3 separate regions of the Mus musculus genome follow, and regions 2 and 3 are each linked to region 1. A link is a loop called in an ENCODE intact Hi-C map of the cell type or tissue named here. Cell type or tissue: left cerebral cortex. All regions are shown on one strand. Each heading gives the region's core, and the rest is flanking DNA. Links, peaks and the distances in the headings are about the cores only.

Region 1 (7,635 bases), core at 1,624-6,623:
ATGAGATTAAGATATCATGCCTAACTATTTGCCATTCCTTCTCTATGGATTTTAAATGAAGCAAACACCAACATAAATTTCTGACATATTAGATGTTTTCATTTTTAGGACATATTAAACATTTTTATTTTAAGGAGTTTAGCTGTAGGGCACTTGCCCAACATACACAAGGCCCTGAGTTCAACCTTTAGCATCACAAAACAAACAAATAAGTGGGGACCCTTATTTTAATAGTTCTTCCTATAAATTGATAATGAAATAAAACAAAAAACTAAGATTCATTAAAGTTGTCTCGAAATAGGATCATCATTCTAATTAAGGTTTATTTTTATTTATGTGTATTGTATGTAATTGTGTGTGAGTATAGGCCACATGTATGTAGGAACCTCTGGAAGGCAGAAGCAGGTGTTAGACCCCTTAGGGCTAGGGTTATAGGCAGTTATCAAGCATGTGACTTGAGTGCTGGGAACTGACCTAAGATCCTCTGGAAGAGCACCAGGCACTATTAACTGCTAAGCTACCCTCCTCGCCCTGATAGAACTATAATTTTAAAGCATTACTTAGGATTCTCCCCCCTCATTTGTAACACCCCTCCAACACCAAATATGTAAGCTACATAATGAAGCTTGACTGGCTGGGGACAGTTAATCACATTCCTTTAAGAAATGAATGCCTGGATCTGGAGACATGTCTCAGTGGCTCAGAGAACTTGTCCCTACAAAAGACTTGGGATCAATCCCCAGTACCGCATACTAACTCATAAGGATCCCATGCCCTTTTCTGGCCTCTGTGGGCACAGCATGTACATCACAGACTCATACATGCTGGTACTAATATACATAAACTAAAAAGAGATAAAATCGTTAAAAAATTAATTTCCATATTAAGAAGTACAGTTATTTACATATTGTTTCCTTGCTACATCAATTTTCAGACTTCCTCAGCTACTTAACTAGTTCTAATATAACAAATTCTTTTAAACACACTGTAGGTAACATACACACATAACTATACCCTGATTACTAAAATAATACAATGCCAGACTTGGGCCACAGAGATGACTCGGTGGGTAAAGCACACGCCACCAAGTGTGAAAACCACTGTCTACACACCAAACCCACATAAAAGTGGCAGCCACTCGTAATCCCACCACTCTGGAAGGCAGAGACAAGTGGATTTCTGGGCAAGCTGCCTAGCTGGATTGGCCGAAATCCCGAGGTCCAGGTTTAGCTAGAGATTTTGCCTCAACAAAAAGTAGAAAGCAACTGAGGAAGACATCCACTATCAGCTACAGGCCTCTACATTTACAAGCACACAAGCACACATGCATGCTCCCCCAAAACTATATACTTCTTTCTTTTGTAACGATTGTAAATATTTTCCAATTAAAAAAGCATGCCAACTAAGGAAGAAAATTACTGCACTTAAGATAATTTGAGGTTGCTTCTCTAAGGGAATCTGGGACTATGTTCTCACCTGGATAGGTTTCACATAGATCCCAGAGATTTATATATGTTTTAACACTCTTTAAAAAATTATTTTCAGCTGGGCATAGTGGTGCACACCTTTAATCCCAGCACTTGGGAGGCAGTGGGTTTGAGGCCAGCCTGATCTACAGAGTGTGTTCCAGGATGGCCAGAGAGCTACAGATTGAGACCCTGCCTCAATAAAACCAAAAACAAGTAAATTATTTTTCATGATGTGGCTACCCCCACTTGCTCTCACGTATACCATGCGCTCAGATTATATCCTGTGCCCCTTATCTTATCATCCTCCCCAGCCCAGCAAATCTCTTCTTCCCAGCAAGCTTTTCTCCTGCCTCCCTGTCTTTTTCTGGTGTGTGGGCATTTAATTAGGGTTGCCTGTGTGAGCCCAGGGGGAGAGTTTTAAACAAAGGCAACTTACAAGTGGCTACAGCACAAAGCAGTATGAGTCCCCCATCTCCAGCAAGCATTAACTGACGTTAGCACTTCACTAAAGGGACATTGTGAGTTCCTCTCCGCCTAGGATGGGGTCTTGAAGGGTCTAGTCTTAGACAGGTTTTGTTCATCTGAGAAATAAAAGCATGTTTTAAAAGCTAACTTTTTCTTTTTTCTTTTTAAATTCCCATTTTAAAAGGTACTTCTCATGTTGCCCAGGCTGGCTTATGACTCCTGGGCTCCAATAATCCTCCCACTTTAGACTCCAGGTAAGTTGGGATAACAGCTCTGCAACACTGAAATCTGTGGAAACTAAAATTCAGTATGATCTTAGCAAGCAGTAGCGCTGTGTTTGAGCTAAGAAAGATGCATACCTACTTTTTCTGCAGGGCTCTCAAAGCACACCACAGAACTCTCTCTCCTCCGCCACCTGCATTACAGTATGGATGGAAAAATGCAACCACCGTTTGTTCTTTTCCATTTTTGCTGGTCGACACAGACTTCTTCTTTCTCTGTAGATGCCACCTGATAACCCAAAGGCCAATGACCAAATATACACACAAAACTCCGCATATCATCAGTCCAGGAAAGAAGAGTGAATAGAAAAACCTGAGATAAATAAAAGGTGAAAATCAACCTGTTGTCAATTTAAAAAGTCAGCTACAAACTAAGGTTTACTTTTTACACACTTGCTTAATATTAAGTTCTGTAGCTCCTAAGTCTGCTAAAAAAATTATTTAAAAAAAAAGTGCCGGGCGGTGGTGGCACATGCCTTTAATCCCAGCACTTGAGAGGCAGAGGCAGGAGGATTTCTGAGTTTGAGGCCAGCCTGGTCTACAAAGTGAGCTCCAGGACAGTCAGGACTATACAGAGAAACCCTGTCTCGAAAAACAAAAACAAAACAAAACAAAAAAACAAAAAAAATTAATTTTTTTCCCCTTAGTGGTGATGACTGGTGATTCAGGGCCTCAAAGATGTTAGGTAAACACTTGATTCCTAGCCAATACATACCCATATTTAAACCAAATGCTTGGAAGAAAGGTAACTGTAATCCAAAGCTTTGAATTACTTATCAATGACCATTATAATGCAGAAAGTCACTCATGACAATGTACACTGTACAGAGCTGGCAGCATTCCATTTATCGGGAAAAGGCCAAGAATGTGCTAGAACAAACTAGCCTATTCATATTTTTAGCAATCACTACAGACCTTGAAGCAGACAGCTCAGAAAGGAAGATGTAATACAAACTCTGGCAAGAATGCATGTATCCACTGCTCTTCAGAACGCTATTTCGCTAGCTATAAATGTTCAACCTGAACAAAAACACATATGAACTTAGGTAGGCTTTCATAGGGCAGAAACAACTTTTGAAATATGGAACTATTACAATAGTAGTGACCACCGGGTGGTTAACATTCCTGTTTATTTCTACCAACTTTATGTAATTCTTACATAAGAAACGATATGTATCTCAAAGGCAAAACCAATATATTTACAACTTTAAACATCAACCAGGAAAGAAGAAATCAACAGATGGTCAAGTAGCAGAGAGTCAACCAACTGGTTTACGAAGCAGCAGGTAGCCAGTTAAGGAAAACAGCTGATCGGCATGCGAAACAACCGAGGTAAACCGAGGCACGAAGAAAGCGCTTCTACAGACTTTATCTGGACTGCCTCCAAACCCTCCACGCCCTCGTGAGCTCAGGCCACCAGATCCTCACCGCAGCACGGCGTACACGCACCAGCTCCCAGTGTCCGCCGCCATCTTATCCCACCCTCCCCTCTCACAGCCCGGAAGCGCTTGCCTGTTCTTCTATCCTATTGGCTCCTGAGGAAGCGTGTGCCGTTAGCCACGCCCCCCGCTTACACGCCTTCCTGCAGGTTGCCTAATAGCCGCTTCCCACAGGCGGGGCGCACACGGGCCCATCCCACTTGGGCCACGCCGCTGCGGTGGCGGTGGTGGGGCGTGGCTTGTGATGGACAGCCGGCTCTCTCGCCCCTCCCACCCCACTCGCCCCGCCCACTTCGCTCCCCCCCCTCCCGTCTGGAAGCCCCCTTGAGGGCGCCCAGCCCTGCCCCCACCGCGGCGCTGCCAGCCGGTTGGGACCCAATGGGAGGTCCGGGCGGGCGACGAGCTAATCTTCCAGTACAGAGTCCGCTCTTTCAGAGGTGTCGGCGAGTCCCCAGCGGCCGCAGTAGCGGGGCGCGGGGTGGAGAGGGGGCTGCGCTGGAGCGGGCGTCCTGAGACTGTGGTCCTCGCTGCACCCTATCTGCAGCGCACCGCGGACCTCGCTGTCCGTAGTCCGCAGCGCCGGGGCTGGGAGATCTGAGCCCTGTGTTCCCCAGGAACCACGGATGCGCTTCTTCGCGCCTCCTCTCCCTGGCTTGTAAAGTCGCCCTTCCCTCCCCCCAACCAGGTGACCTTTGGGCTCGGGGATGGATCCCAGGAAGAACTTGGCGTCTGTGGGGACGATGCCTGAACAGGAGAGACAGGTCACAGCCAAAGAGGCCAGTCGGAAAGTAAGTTTCCTTTGCCTGACCGCAGCGTGTACGCACCTGCTCAAAGCGCTTTTCTCCTCGGTTCCTCCAGGGCTCGTGACTGTGGACACGTACCCCTGAGAACCCGGGAGGAAAACCCTCTAGATCAAGGGTGCCACTAGCCCTCTGGTGTACAACGATTTCGAGCCCAGAACTTTCCCCGGTCCTTATTAAAGAGCTCTTGAGCGTGGGCTTGCTGTATAAAAACTCTAGTTGCTCCTGGGAGTGCTAATACCTCGCTAATGCCTGGCTAATGCTCCTCAAAAGGTCTACATCCAAGTCCTGTACCTTGAAGGCATTCATTTAATAATACAGGGGGTTAATTAATGCAGCCTCTTAGAGATGCAAACAGCGTAGAATATTTAACATGAAAAGCAGGTCTGTTTTTCTTTTCTTCATGTGCGTTTTCAATCAACAAATACTTACTGAAACTTGTATAGGTCGCAGGCATATGATGAATTCTTGAAGATTTGTGCATTGTTTTAAAATATTTTGTCTAGCTTAATTGAAATCACGTTTTATGTTCTCGGAACTTTTTTTTTCCAATTAGTTATACTTTGTAGATTGTTTCCCAGAGTGTCATAGGTGTTCCCCATAGTCTGTTGGTGGTTCCCTCTTGGGTGGTCATGGCGATTGCTTCCTTTCTTTCCCAGTTGACGTGATCTTTGCACTTGAATTGTTGTGTGTGTGTGTGTGTGTGTGTGTGTGTGTGATGGAGGTTAGGGGCATCTTGCTGGACTTAGTGCTGCTTTTCCCACCATGTGTGTCAGTGTGTCGGGTCGTCGGGTTTAAAAGCTAGTGCCTTTACCCACTGAGCCATCTTGCCCTACTTGTACTTGAGTCTTTTTTTTTTTTAAAGCATTTATTTATTTGTTTTATGTGTATATGGGGAAGAATGGAGGGGGAGAGAATCTAGGCGTGAGAGGTCAGCAGAAGACGTCCAGGAGTTGGTTTTCCCTCCTTTCAGCAAACAGGTCCTAGGGCTTCAAGATTGTGTGCATCCACTCATCGAGCCATTCAACTGGCCTTACACTTGGTTATTGACATCGAATTTAATACTGGGCGTATTTCTTTAGGTCTGGATTGCTGGATTGGAGCTTGCTCCTTTTGTTCAGGTCTCTGAAACTAATTAATCCAGCAGTTTTATCCAGCGTCCCTTGTTAGTGAAATTCATGTAGACTCTGGTGTGTAGGAATGAGAGGGGTGTAGGTTAATGGACAGGCAGGGAGAGAGGTGGCTGAGTAGGTGTGAAGACAGCCCACACCGGGTAGGGGTGGCCAGAGCAGAGAAGGAGATGCCCCCTATCTTTGTCAGTGTCCCCCTGAAAGAGTAAAGTCTTTATCTAATCAGGTGAAATTGAAGACCTGCTCCTCTGTGGAAGCAGTCGGTTAACTGCTCTGTCTCTTGTTGGCCTCACCCGCTTCTGAATTACACTGATAATGGCTTTAGGCGAAGTCACTGAACTTATTATATGCGTGACACTGTATTAGTTTTTACTCCCATGTGTTTACTCGTTCGATTCTTAGGACCCGTGCCACTTTGTCTTTATTCAGTTTTTTTGCGGTGCTGAAAGGCAAACCCATGGTTCTGTGCTCTGACATAGATTTTTGCCTTAACTCTGTGCTCAGGACCAACACAGGGCCTCTAGCATTCTGCTAGTGACTGCATTTCCAGACCTCACCTGCCTGTTACCATTCTATTGCCACTTTGTCCTTGCTGTGGTTCAGCACGTGCTTTTTTGGATATTGTTTCAGAAATGCTAAGGTCCCAGGACCTTTATATGCAGCTATGACTTAAGACCTTTCCTTTAGGGAAGTTTACTTTCCTATAGAATGGCTTAGGGGTGCGATTTACCAGCAGGGGTAGGTGTTGGGGGCACAAAGGTTTTTTACTCACAGAGAAGCACTAAGAGAACCAGAAATGTTAATCAAGCTGGGGTGTCTCCTCAAGTGGGGAGGGGTGTAAAAATCAAATACCTTCATTCCATCCAGAAAGCTGAGGGTAGATTTTGTTAATGACCTGGTGATCTATTTTCTATCTGTGGAGGCAGACTCACCTACCTTTTGCTATAGGGGCACACCTCACCCAAATTCCCCAGAATACTTATCCCAGACTCTTCCCTCCCTAGACTGTCACCCACCTTTAGGGGAGATGTCAGGAGTACTTTATGGCCTGCTGATCTCTACCATCCTATGAAACCACACTACATTCTAGGCCTTTTAGCTAAAGAACCTACCTACCTCCTTTGCGGTCACATGTAGTTTGCAAAGGAATTTCTATGTAGTCACACTTCAAGCTTTACTGTGCACCTAGATTGAAATGACTGTTGCCTGGAAACCCTTACCAAAATTGTGTTTTAAATATTCTGGCTGTGAAGTGCCTGGCATTAGACTCCCTGAAGTCTGATCCAGGTTGGCGAGGTCAATCTGAACCAGGTCCTTATTCTCATCTCTTTGTGGGTTCGATTCCCCCCCTGAGCCTCAGGGGAAGGGAATGGGGAGGGATACGGAATGATAACGATGGCTCTGTTTTAGTGGATGATCCGACAAGCCTTCCAGGGCAGATTCCCACTGGCCTGCATCTCCCAGTGGTTCAGATTTCAGGGAAGCATTCTGAGCTGCCCAAGTGTCCAAGTCCTGAGGCACAGGTTTGATAATAGGAAACACATATTTGATCTTTGTCCCGCCCTCCTGGACCTTGAGATTTCTTTATTCAGAGTGAGAGGAAAATGTTTTATTGTTCACAAGAAGAGCCCTTCAGCTTCCCTGGGATCGGTTAAGAGGCAGGAATTGGTGGCCACCAGAGAAACCAGCCACATGGTTTGGGTGTTAGAACTTTCAGTCCCTCCCTGCCCCACCTTTTGAGGGGGAAGGGACTGGACTAGTTAATCACAAATGACTCATAATTTTTATCAACCCTGCCTACCAAGCAGAACCTCCATAAAACCCCTAAAGGACGATCTTGGGGAGTTTCTAGAAAATGAACCTTGTGAAGATACTGGGTGTGGGGGTGGCCTGTCTACAGAAGGCGTGGCACCTCTGGGGACCCATTCCTTCCTCCTTGCTCTGAGCATCTCCTCCACTTGGCTGTTCTTGCATTGTGTCCTTAATGATGCGTTTCTGTGAGCTGCTGTATCGAATTACCCATCGTAAGGTCCTGCATTCAGATGCTCCGC
Region 2 (5,000 bases), core at 1-5,000, 110 kb before region 1:
CATGATAAAAATTCCACACTTAAAGAGCTAAAGTTCCTGACACCAGTGAGACGCTCACGGCGCATTCAAGACAAGACTTCACGACTGCCAGCCATGTTAAAAGACCACGACCCTTCTGTGTCTTCCCTGGAGCAGTTGTCTGAGTTGGGAGGGGATGCCTTTGTCTGCCGCCCTAATGCAGCACTGTGCCCTCTGTTCTTTGAGACCGACGTAGCGGAAGAGGAATAGGAGTCCCGAGTCCTGAGCAGTTATGGTTGTGTTACTCCTGTGGCCCTGCATGTGTACAACTTTATCGTAGGTCTGAAGTTGTCCGCATGCCTAAGTATGGTACAGGTAAACTCCACTAGCTTGTTTGTTGTGTTTTTAAAATATAATGTTGGCTGCTTCACTTTACTAATTACTTACAGTTAAAGAAACAAAATCAGAAAATGTAGTCTATATAAATTTATATTTTTACGTTGACTTTGTTCCTAATACGTTTATAATAAATATATATGTATAATGTTCCAATGACATTTCATTGATTGACTTATTTGATGATGGAATTGACTTTAGGACCCTACTGTGGGGCTATAGTTAGCTGCCTATGGCATTTATTTCAACAAATATGTTCTGGGGTCTCAGGATGTGCCCCCAGAAGAGTGCTTGCCTAATGTGCAAGGCTCTGAATTCAGTCCTTAGCACCACAAGAAAAACTGCTTTGTAAAATGTCATTTAACCACAGTAACCAAATTTAAACTTAGTTTTTGAAGTATATTGCTAAGTTTGTATTACTTTTAGTTGTGATAAAATATACCTGACAGAAACAAATGAGAGTTATTTTTACCTAGTTTCTGAGTACAGTCCACCATGGTGAGGAAGGCCTGATGGAGGGAGGGATGGAGAGAGGGATGGATGGAGGGAGGGAGGGAGAGAGGGAGGGAGAGATGGATGGAGGGTACTGCTTTCCCGTGCTGGGTATAACTTCCCAGGCTCAGTAGTTATCCACTTCTGCCAGCCTTCAGAACAGTGCCTCAAGCTGGAGACCAGGCATTCTAAACATAAGCTTTAGGGATAACTCAGATTCAAACTGAGTGTTGGTGAGGTCTAGGGATGGAAAGCTTCCTGTCTGCGAAGCATGAACTGTGGATGAACTACATGCTCGCCCGTAACTCCATCCTTGGATGTTGCGGCTGGACTGTTCTCCACCACAGGTGGTCTGTACCACACCCACTTTTCCCCCGGTATCTTCTTTCTTTTGTTTAATTCCCACCCATTGAGATTTATTTATTTTTATGTGCATGTATATCTATGCACCACATGAGTGCAGTACCCTCAGAAGCCAGAAGAAGGTGTGAGGCCCCTTGGAGAAACTGACAGTTGTAAGCTGCCACAGGGAGCTGGGAATTGAACCTGGGTCTGTCCTTCCCTCCAGGGATTTCCAAAACCAAGTCATTTTTGGTTGTCAAGCTAGTGGTTCACACACGTAATCCCAGCAGAGGTGGCAGACCTGTGCTTTCCAGGCTGGTCTAGCCTTCGTAATGAAAACTATCTCCAAAAATAAAACAGATGGGGAGACAGCATAGTGAGTACCGGCATCAGTTGGTGGACAGAGAGAGCCCCGAGACACAACAGCCCCAGCAAAGAATCAAGAGTCCCAAATGTGGACAGTGCTGCAGCTGAGGAACCCTGATAGATTCCTCTCCTCTCCTCTCTCAATGCTACTTAATGACTTACACTGCCTGATAAACCACCTATTCCAGCAATTGACTTGTAGGTTTCCAGTGTCCCTTTCTACCCTGCCTCCCGCCCCCTCAGGGTCTAGTTCCCTGCTTCCCTGCTGTACATTTGACTGTAGCCTGGTTGGCCATTGGACCCTCTGCCTAACATCTTGGGGGTGTCTGGGTCTGCTGTCCTGTGATTTGAATTTCTTCTACAAACATTAGTTCCATCTGGGATCAGTAGGGAAGGGGAGAAGGGGAGGGTGGGGTGAACAGTCTCGTCAGTTGAGGCCAGATTTTGGTCTCATTCCTGCCTTTTGTTCCTTTATTCTGCACCCCTAAATGTTAACACTTGAGACAGTCCTGACTTGCCTACCAGGAACTTGCTCTGTAAACTAGGTTGGCGTCCAATTCTGGATCTCCTGCCTCAGCTTTCCGAATGCAGGGATTACAGACATCCTACCACGTCCTGGTACAACTAGAATCTTAATAACTTTCTGCTATTTCCGGGAAGAAATACACATTTCAGAATGAGATGCATTATTTTGGGGTGGTGCATTATTTTGTTTTTCACTTTTTCCAAAGTCATACAGTAAATGCTAGCAGTGTCCCTGTGGAATTTATGTTTGTTGTCTGTCTGCCTAATCTGGAGCAATAACTCAAATTACTGGGGGCACCGGTTCAAAACGTTAGCAATATCCTACCGCAAGGTGGCAAAACAGCTTTAAAACAGCTCTTTGGGGCTCAGCTACTCAGAGAACAGCGCCTAGGGCCAGACCTCAACAGTTTCCTCTGCCCACAGCTAGGGGCACGCCCCGCCCACGCCCCGCCCACTTCCCAGGCCTCGCAAGGAGCGGAGAAGCGACGCACGCCGCTGGGAGGTGGGTGAAGGGAGCTGTACGGGTCGGCCGCGGTGGAGAGAGGAGCGGGTGGAGCCTCTTGCCCCCCCCCCCCCCGCCCCCTAAGCCGCCGGTCGGCGCTCGCCCGCTGCGGGGCGACGGCCAAATGTGGGCGCATCACTCAGCCCGTAGGCTGTGCGCCCCAGTCGCTGAGTTCGGTGCGCGCATGCGCGTCGGAGACTGCTCGTGCGGCTGAAGCGGAGCAGCTTCGGGAGGGTGGGTGTTTTGGTAGGGAAAGGTTGGTGGGTCTCCAGGGTGTGTGTCCTGGGATCTCTGTCTAAACTGACCCCGCTTCTGGGCACTTGCAAATCACTTTAGGCTCTTTTAAACAATTGGTTTATCTTTATTAAAGGCGTATTTGTTTATAAACACTGGAAGGAACCCATCAGCTTTCGCCACACCTAGTGTAATAAGGCTTGTGTTTATGGGTGTAATACTGGCTATCGAACACATGGAGATTAAAAATACTAACTTGATTTTTCAGTCAAGGAAAGCCTGGTTGCTCATCAGTCATTTTGATAGCATAGGTAAAAGTCCTCAGGCACCAGGAACAGGAAAAAAGCAATTGAAACCAGAGACCACTTAAGACCCCTGTGAAGACCAGTGTGAAGGGCTTGGTTGTTTTCTTCTAGGTTTTTATTGGTTGGGGGGGGGGGGGAGCGGTGGGGGGACAGCCCCCATTTGTAGCCCTGGCTGGCCTGAAACCCATGGTGTGAATTAGTTGACTTTGGACTTAGCAGTGGTTACAGGCTGTGATTCACCAACTTCTGCCTCCTGAGTGTCATAGGTCTGTTACTTGTGTCTGGGTGTGTTCAAATGCCTCACTCCTGGAAACACGGCGTTGGATTTGGTTATATGGAGGATTTGTTGCTATAGTCTCCTGGTAACTCTGTGATAGACTGGAAAGCAAACTGGAAGGCACAGTCTATTTGTTTGGCTAGTTTTTGAGACAGTGGCTGGCCTGAGACCCATGGCGATCATCTTGCCTCTGCCTCTTAAGTGCTAATCTTACAGGTGTTGACTACCCAACCCCAGCTACGGACTAGAAGCTTTGCAGGTCCTAGCAGGGTTTGATCTTCGATGTTTGTACTACATCTTGTGCTCTACATTTTACAGCTTGTGGGTGGTTTAAATAAATAAATAAATAAAAACAATTTAGCTTTGTGAACGGAAAAAAATCAAGTAATTCATGCCAGTATTTTTCCTGTGATGAAAAAAGTGTATGAGTTCTAAGTGTAGGCGTCTCCCACAACTTCTATCCCACCCGTGTAGTCCAGGGTCTTTAACATGTTAGGCAAGCAGCTACCTCGGGTCTTCCTGAGACTGTGTCTCTTGTGTAATTGCTTCTTGTGTATATAGCTTATGTGCCAGAAAAAGTGTATTAAAAATCATGCTGCTTTTGTGGGGGAGACATGGGAGTCAGACTGTGTTTAAATATCCATTTTGAATCCTAAGAAACTCCAGCTCAGTGGATCCAACGTAGAGTGTGTCTTCTCTGTTTCACCCCACCCAGCCACACTCCAATGCAATCAATCAATCATCAAACGAAGGCTGTACATATGACTCCAAGGCCTTACCTTTCCATCTGAGAATCATTATGTCATTCAGTTCATACCAGAATCTTGCCTCTTCCGTATTTGTTCCCTGTAAATGTGTCCTTGACGATAGGTTAATTCCCCAAGGTCATCACGCCCCTGCGTTTCACCGTTACGCCCTCATCTTCCCTACTGTTGACGTGGTCCCTGTGTACCCTTTTCATGCAGTCCATTAGTACTGTGACCCCAAAGAGCGACTTTTCTGCTATGCAGATATGACCGTGCTGTTGTTCTCTAACACCAGTCAGAGACAGACCATTAATTACCCTGAAGATAAAAACTCAGCAGCAACATTTGGTTTACAGTGGTCAACAGATAAATCTATCTGTGTACCAGCCTGTCACAGGCCAATTTCATCTACTCAGCTGAACTCAGCATCCATCATGCCTTCCACCTTGACCACTCCGTGTCTCCTTTTTGTTTAAGGCACGTGTGGCAGCCTTTCAGACTTCACTTACACAGGAGTTTCCTGACTCCCCTGAATAGTTCTGCTACAAGCCAACATAGCTCTTTCTCTAGCCTTGCCTTGCATTCGCTTGGGATTATAGTCACCTCCACATGGGTGACGGTGATGACAGGGATGACCTAGAGGAAGAAAAATCATTATCTGTCGTCATAGGGACCCTTCAAATTAAGATGACAAGACTAAGAAGGACCAAAAGGAGTTAAGTCCGTGTATACAGATGTTGTATATAAAAGGAGTTTAGTCTGTGTATACAGATGTTGTATATAAAAGGAGTTTAGTCTGTGTATACAGATGTTGTATATGAAAGGAGTCTAGTCCATGTATACAGATGTATATGAAA
Region 3 (5,000 bases), core at 1-5,000, 130 kb before region 1:
GTATTTTATTTCCAAGCTGTAAGCCTAGACTGGGCAGGTTTTGGAGCTGTTCTACCTCACATCCCCAGCCACTTGTCCCTTGTCACTTGCTGTTTCCCATGGCCATGCACTCGTGGGCCATTCCCCTCAAGGCAGCTTATTCCTCCCTTTGTCTCCTTTCTCCTTCTCTTGGTCTCTCCTGAGACCCCCCCTCACTGGGTCCCCACAACCTCCTGCCTTTCTCTCTCTACAACTCAATCACAGGCTCTAGTCTTTTATTAACTTTAAATTGGGGAGCAAGATTTACATAGCTTCTCTGGGTGTACAGTTAGGGGGCAACCAGACCCAGACCATCCTCCAGTTGTTCTCCCTCACTTAAACAAACAAACAAACAAACAAACAAACAAACAAAACAAGGCGTCTAACATGATGTCAGGTGTCCTAAGGTCTGAGGTGGGGGTTGGGATAGGGGCAAGGGGTGGCTATTTAATGGGTTACAGATAGCTCAAGATAGGTTGTATCTGGGCCCTGGTCCTGCAACATCCCAAGCTCTCCACAACCTTTGAGGTTCCAATCAGTTAATCAGTTTGAAGATGTAGCTTTTTTCCTAGAAATATGTTTCACACATGTCATTTTTCTGAGGGAGTACAGCAATGAACCACCACTGTTAGCATGTCTGGGTTTTATGTTGGTGACATGTTTAAATGATGGGCGTCAAAGGTTAAGGCAGCATGCCTAAAAAGACAAACATAGACAAATTGTTCAACAGGAGTTGGTTTTGTTAGCATTCTGTCTAAGCTCCGCCCCACAGTTACCTGGCAATAGCCAGGCTTGCCTGACTCACTATGAGAGGGGCTGCTTGCTACCTCTGCCCTCTTCCCTCCTTTGCTCTCTCTTGTCTTCTTGCTCCTGCTCTGTCCTCTCACCCCTACTCCCCCTTGTCTACATGTGCTCTCAGCCAGCCTCTATTCCTCAACTCTCTCTGCCTTTCTCTGTCTCTAATACCCTTTTAACTCCCTTCCCCATTCCCTGAGTAAACTCTATTCTATACTATACCCATGGGCCTGCGGGGGCACCCCATACCTGACTACACATCCACCAAAACATATTCCTTCTTTCCTTTATCTTTTTATAACACACAATAGGTTTAACTTCACAGAATTATATCCTGCCTTGAAAGAGCAGAGGGTTATATCCTCAGTTTTCTTTTTCTTCTGTCTCCTACACTTGTTTGCATTTCACAAATGCATATATAAATGCACAGAAAGGGCTGGGCATAGAGTTGTAATCTTAGCACTCAGGAGGTCAAGGAAGACTGCAAGTGAGTTCTAGGCCAGCCTGTGCTACGTAGCAAGATTTTCAATAAAATAACAGCACAAAGGTAGATCTCAACTTAAGATTTTGTTTGCAAAGTCGGGCAAGTGGTGGCACACGCCTTTAATCCCAGCATTTGGGAGACAGAGGCAGGTGGATTTCTGAGTTCGAGGCCAGCCTGGTCTACAGAGTGAGTCCCAGGGCAGCCAGTGCTATACAGAGAAACCCTGTCTTGAAAAACCGAAAAAAGAAAAAAAAAAAAAAAGGTTTTGTTTGCAAGCTGTGCAAACACGAGACACCTAACATCTGAGCTCATCATCTCGCTTGCGAGGTATAATCGCAACCTAATTCTGTTAAGCAGCTCCAAAGATCATTCGGGAACTTGTCCTCAGGGAAAGCAATGAGCCTTATCCCTAAGGAGCGCACCAGCATTTGACAGGTGCAGTCACTGCGGTCCTTTGGCTTCCTCTGGGCTGTGTCTGAAGACATGTCCTGACTTGTCAAGCCTGGTCCTGCTATATCCTGAGGATTCAACAAGCCCGCTCCAACGGCGTCATCCATCCAGTTGGGAGAGCTTTGTTCGATTTTGAAATTTCTCGCCGGCTGCCAAGTCTCTGGATTCTGGGACGGCCCCGCCCCTCGCCTGGGCCCCGCCCCTCCGCGCTCATTGGTCCGTTCAATCCACGCCGGCGCCGAGGCGCGCTCATTAAGCGATGGCAGAGTCCAGGAAACGCTTCCTTGGCAGGGCTGCGAGGAATCCCTTGCCGGTGACCCGGGACCTGCAGCTGCCCCCGACCAGGCGAGACCAGCCGGCCTTCCGAGGTGAGCGATGGCACGGGGCCTCGGCCGCTAACTCTCTCTGAGAGCCCAGGCCGCTGCCGAGGGTAGCGCGTGGCTCGGCTCCTGCCGGGGCCAGCGGTTTATCTTCGGGGTCTGAGGGCGGGGGCGGGGCTGCCCGGACCCCCGACTGCGCCTGCGCGCGCGCTCGCTAGCTCCCGGGTTCTCCTATCTCTGTGCTTGGAACGTGGAGGTGAGGCTGGGACTGTTTGCATGATGTCCTGGACGTTTTGGAAAAATGGAGTTGAATGGTCTGCAGCAAGAATGTGGAAAACTTATGTAAGTTGGTCAGAATTTGGCGACTGGTATCAGATCTCTCTACACAGTTGTTTCTGGAACCCTATATTGAAATGTGTTCCCTGCAATTTTCACTCGATTAGGACATTTGATGCTATTTATTTATTTATTTATTTATTTGGGAGGATGAACCTCAGAGCTTTGTATACGCTAGGCAAGTATTCTATCATTGAGCACAAGCTAGAGTCCTGAGAGGAGGGAACCTAAACTGAGAAGATGTTTCCACAAGATCAGGCAGGCTGTAGGCCAGCCTGTAGGGCATCTTCTTAATTAGAGATTGATGGGAGAGGGAGGGCCCCGCCCATTGTGGGCGGTGCCACCCCTGGGCTAGTGGTCTTGAGTGCTATTTAAAAACAAAAACAAACAAACCAGGCAGAGCAAGCCTTGTAGCTACACTTCTTCATGGCACCAAGTTCCTGCCCTAACTGCTTTTGATGATGAGCTAACTGTACTATGGAGATATTAGTAAATGAACCCATTCTTCCCCAAGTTGCCTTTGGTGAGAGTGTTTTCATCACAGTAATAGTAAGCCTAAAACAGCACCTTGCATGTAATTTCTGATTCATGGGATCATTTGTCTAAATTGAGAAATCTCCTATTGTGTTGTTATAGGAATAATCTCTTTTCCCAGGGAGGAGACACTCCACACCCTTAGTGGTTACTCTTTAAAGCTCTTTAGTAGAAGTTGTTCGCTCTGGCTAGCACCCAAGGAAGAGCCAGCCCTGAATACGAGACTTCATTGGCTTTTTAAACACTTTAGACTGGTGCTTTCTTGTCGCTTTGGTTTTTGTTGTTGTTTTGAGACAGGGTTTCTCTGTAGCTCTAGCTGCCTGGAACTTGATCTGTAGACCAGGCTGGCCTTGAACTCAAGAATGTCTGCCTCTGCTTCCTGGGGTAGGCTTGTGCATTTTACACTACTCTCATCCTTAAATCTCTTTTAGATCCCAGCCCCAGGTTACACTTTGAACAATTTAAACAGAAAAAAAAGGTCACTGGCAATAATTCTGACATCTTTGCTGTGTCGACCTCCCACCTGACCAAGTGGCCAGACTTAATGATAGTCCCGCATCTCTGGGAGGAGGCTTTCCTGGTCTGGTGTGCAAGCCAGGAGACAGGAGCAGTAGACTCTGGCGAGTCTTATCCTTATTTGGTAATGAGGTTATTGTGCAGCTTACTGTGACCACTCTCACAGGAGGTCCCATCAAACCTGACGTGCAAGTGTCTGGTCAGCTTAACCCATTTTACTTACCTGAACATTTAATTCTCCCTAACCAGTTTGCTTGGTTTTTAAATGTACCTATTTTGAACAGTATTTTATATTAAACTGCCTTTGCATTGCCCATTCAAGTTTAATTTTGAAAATATATTACAGAAGATTGTATAATGTGGGATATAAATTGGTCTCTCCCTCCCATCTTGTCTCTGTAAATGAATTATATTTGTACTTAGTGTGACTACAAACACAATTCTGGACACATAAAATATATGTTTAATTACTTTCTTATTTTTTATTTTACTTTGAGACAGCCTTTCTACATAGCCCTGAATGTCCTAATCCACTATGCAGATCAGGCTCGCCTTGAATTTACAAACCTCCACCTGCCTCTGCCCCCAGCACTATGATTAAAGACATACGTTATCACCCCAGATTACCTTTGTTTTAACAGTTTATAATACATTGGCAACTCTCACAAGATTAGGGTTTTGTAAGCTAAGGTGATTTATCTCTGGTAAGATTTCTGAGCCTTAAAAATAACAGTTTCTGGCCGGGCGGTGGTGGCGCACGCCTTTAATCCCAGCACTTGGAGGCAGAGGCAGGCAGATTTCTGAGTTCGAGGCCAGCCTGGTCTACAGAGTGAGTTTCAGGACAGCCAGAGCTACACAGAGAAACCCTGTCTCGAAAAACAAACAAACAAACAAACAAACAAACAAACAAAAGACAGTTTCTGAACTGAAGCTCTTTTAAATACTAAGGTAATACACTTTATATGATAAGTTCAGTCCATGGAGAAACTGGGAACTTCATTATCCTGTATAGTATAGTTTTACAAAGTCTAAGTCAATTTGTAAGATCTTTTATATCAAGTAGCTTATTTTATCACAAGTGTAATTATAGCGGAGAACTGGAGGATTGGTTGTCCCAAGGAGACCTAAGAATAACAAGTGTACACTTAATTCTGACCACAGTTTCTCCAGATGTTTAAAGCTTAACAAAGTTAGCAGAGACACACAGGACAAGACATGCGTGTCTCAGTCAGCTTTTGTTACCCTGTATCCACAGGAGCAGTCACTGTAACCCTTGAGTATACTGTCTAAGCCATCCTCTACAAGGCCCCTTGAACATAGTCAGACCTACTCTGACTTCGCTTTAAGCTTTTATGGTTTTGTCTCTCTTTTTTTTTTAATCTGATTTATTCTATCTAAAAGAATTTAACCTTTTATTGTCTCACTGATCCTGAGAAAGACTTAGAAAGAGCAAGAATCTTGAATGAGAGAACATTCTGTATAAATGAGAACAAACCGGCGGGTAGAGGACTCAGAGAGCTGAACTTCCAGGATTGTAGTTTTAGATG

What was found. Hi-C counts contacts between places; a loop is a spot of excess contacts. Peaks named below come from ENCODE experiments on the same cell type or tissue, not always from the same donor. Only the 100,000 strongest peaks of a DNase experiment are listed, where the experiment ranks them.
Region 2: a loop joins it to region 1, with 8 times the contacts of the local background. A loop is called at or near these places in 15 of 42 quality-filtered maps.
Region 3: a loop joins it to region 1, with 5 times the contacts of the local background. A loop is called at or near these places in 5 of 42 quality-filtered maps.

What each region holds. Positions count from the first base shown.
Region 1 is chr8:22,056,779-22,064,413 of GRCm38, reverse strand. It overlaps Atp7b (ATPase, Cu++ transporting, beta polypeptide), which reads left to right and starts at 4,340. Exons shown (of 21, transcript NM_007511.2): 1 at 4,340-4,442. The coding sequence starts at 4,359. Alg11 (asparagine-linked glycosylation 11 (alpha-1,2-mannosyltransferase)) reads right to left here and starts at 3,693. Exons shown (of 4, transcript NM_001243161.1): 1 at 3,644-3,693; 2 at 2,298-2,528. The coding sequence starts at 3,687. In left cerebral cortex, for the core only: no CTCF peak of the experiment used is centred there; a DNase peak (open chromatin) is centred at 3,779; H3K4me3 peaks cover 1,924 bases; H3K27ac peaks cover 313 bases.
Region 2 is chr8:22,163,959-22,168,958 of GRCm38, reverse strand. It overlaps Nek3 (NIMA (never in mitosis gene a)-related expressed kinase 3), which reads left to right and starts at 2,524. Exons shown (of 16, transcript NM_011848.4): 1 at 2,524-2,581. Ckap2 (cytoskeleton associated protein 2) reads left to right here. Exons shown (of 9, transcript NM_001004140.2): 9 at 1-807. The coding sequence ends at 228. In left cerebral cortex, for the core only: CTCF peaks have their summits at 1,319 and 2,443 (motif pointing right); DNase peaks (open chromatin) are centred at 164, 2,479 and 2,736; H3K4me3 peaks cover 1,274 bases; H3K27ac peaks cover 1,010 bases.
Region 3 is chr8:22,182,799-22,187,798 of GRCm38, reverse strand. It overlaps Ckap2 (cytoskeleton associated protein 2), which reads left to right and starts at 1,980. Exons shown (of 9, transcript NM_001004140.2): 1 at 1,980-2,115. The coding sequence starts at 2,007. Gm29878 (a long non-coding RNA gene) reads right to left here and starts at 1,771. Exons shown (of 2, transcript XR_378798.3): 1 at 1,720-1,771; 2 at 647-714. In left cerebral cortex, for the core only: no CTCF peak of the experiment used is centred there; a DNase peak (open chromatin) is centred at 1,920; H3K4me3 peaks cover 1,068 bases.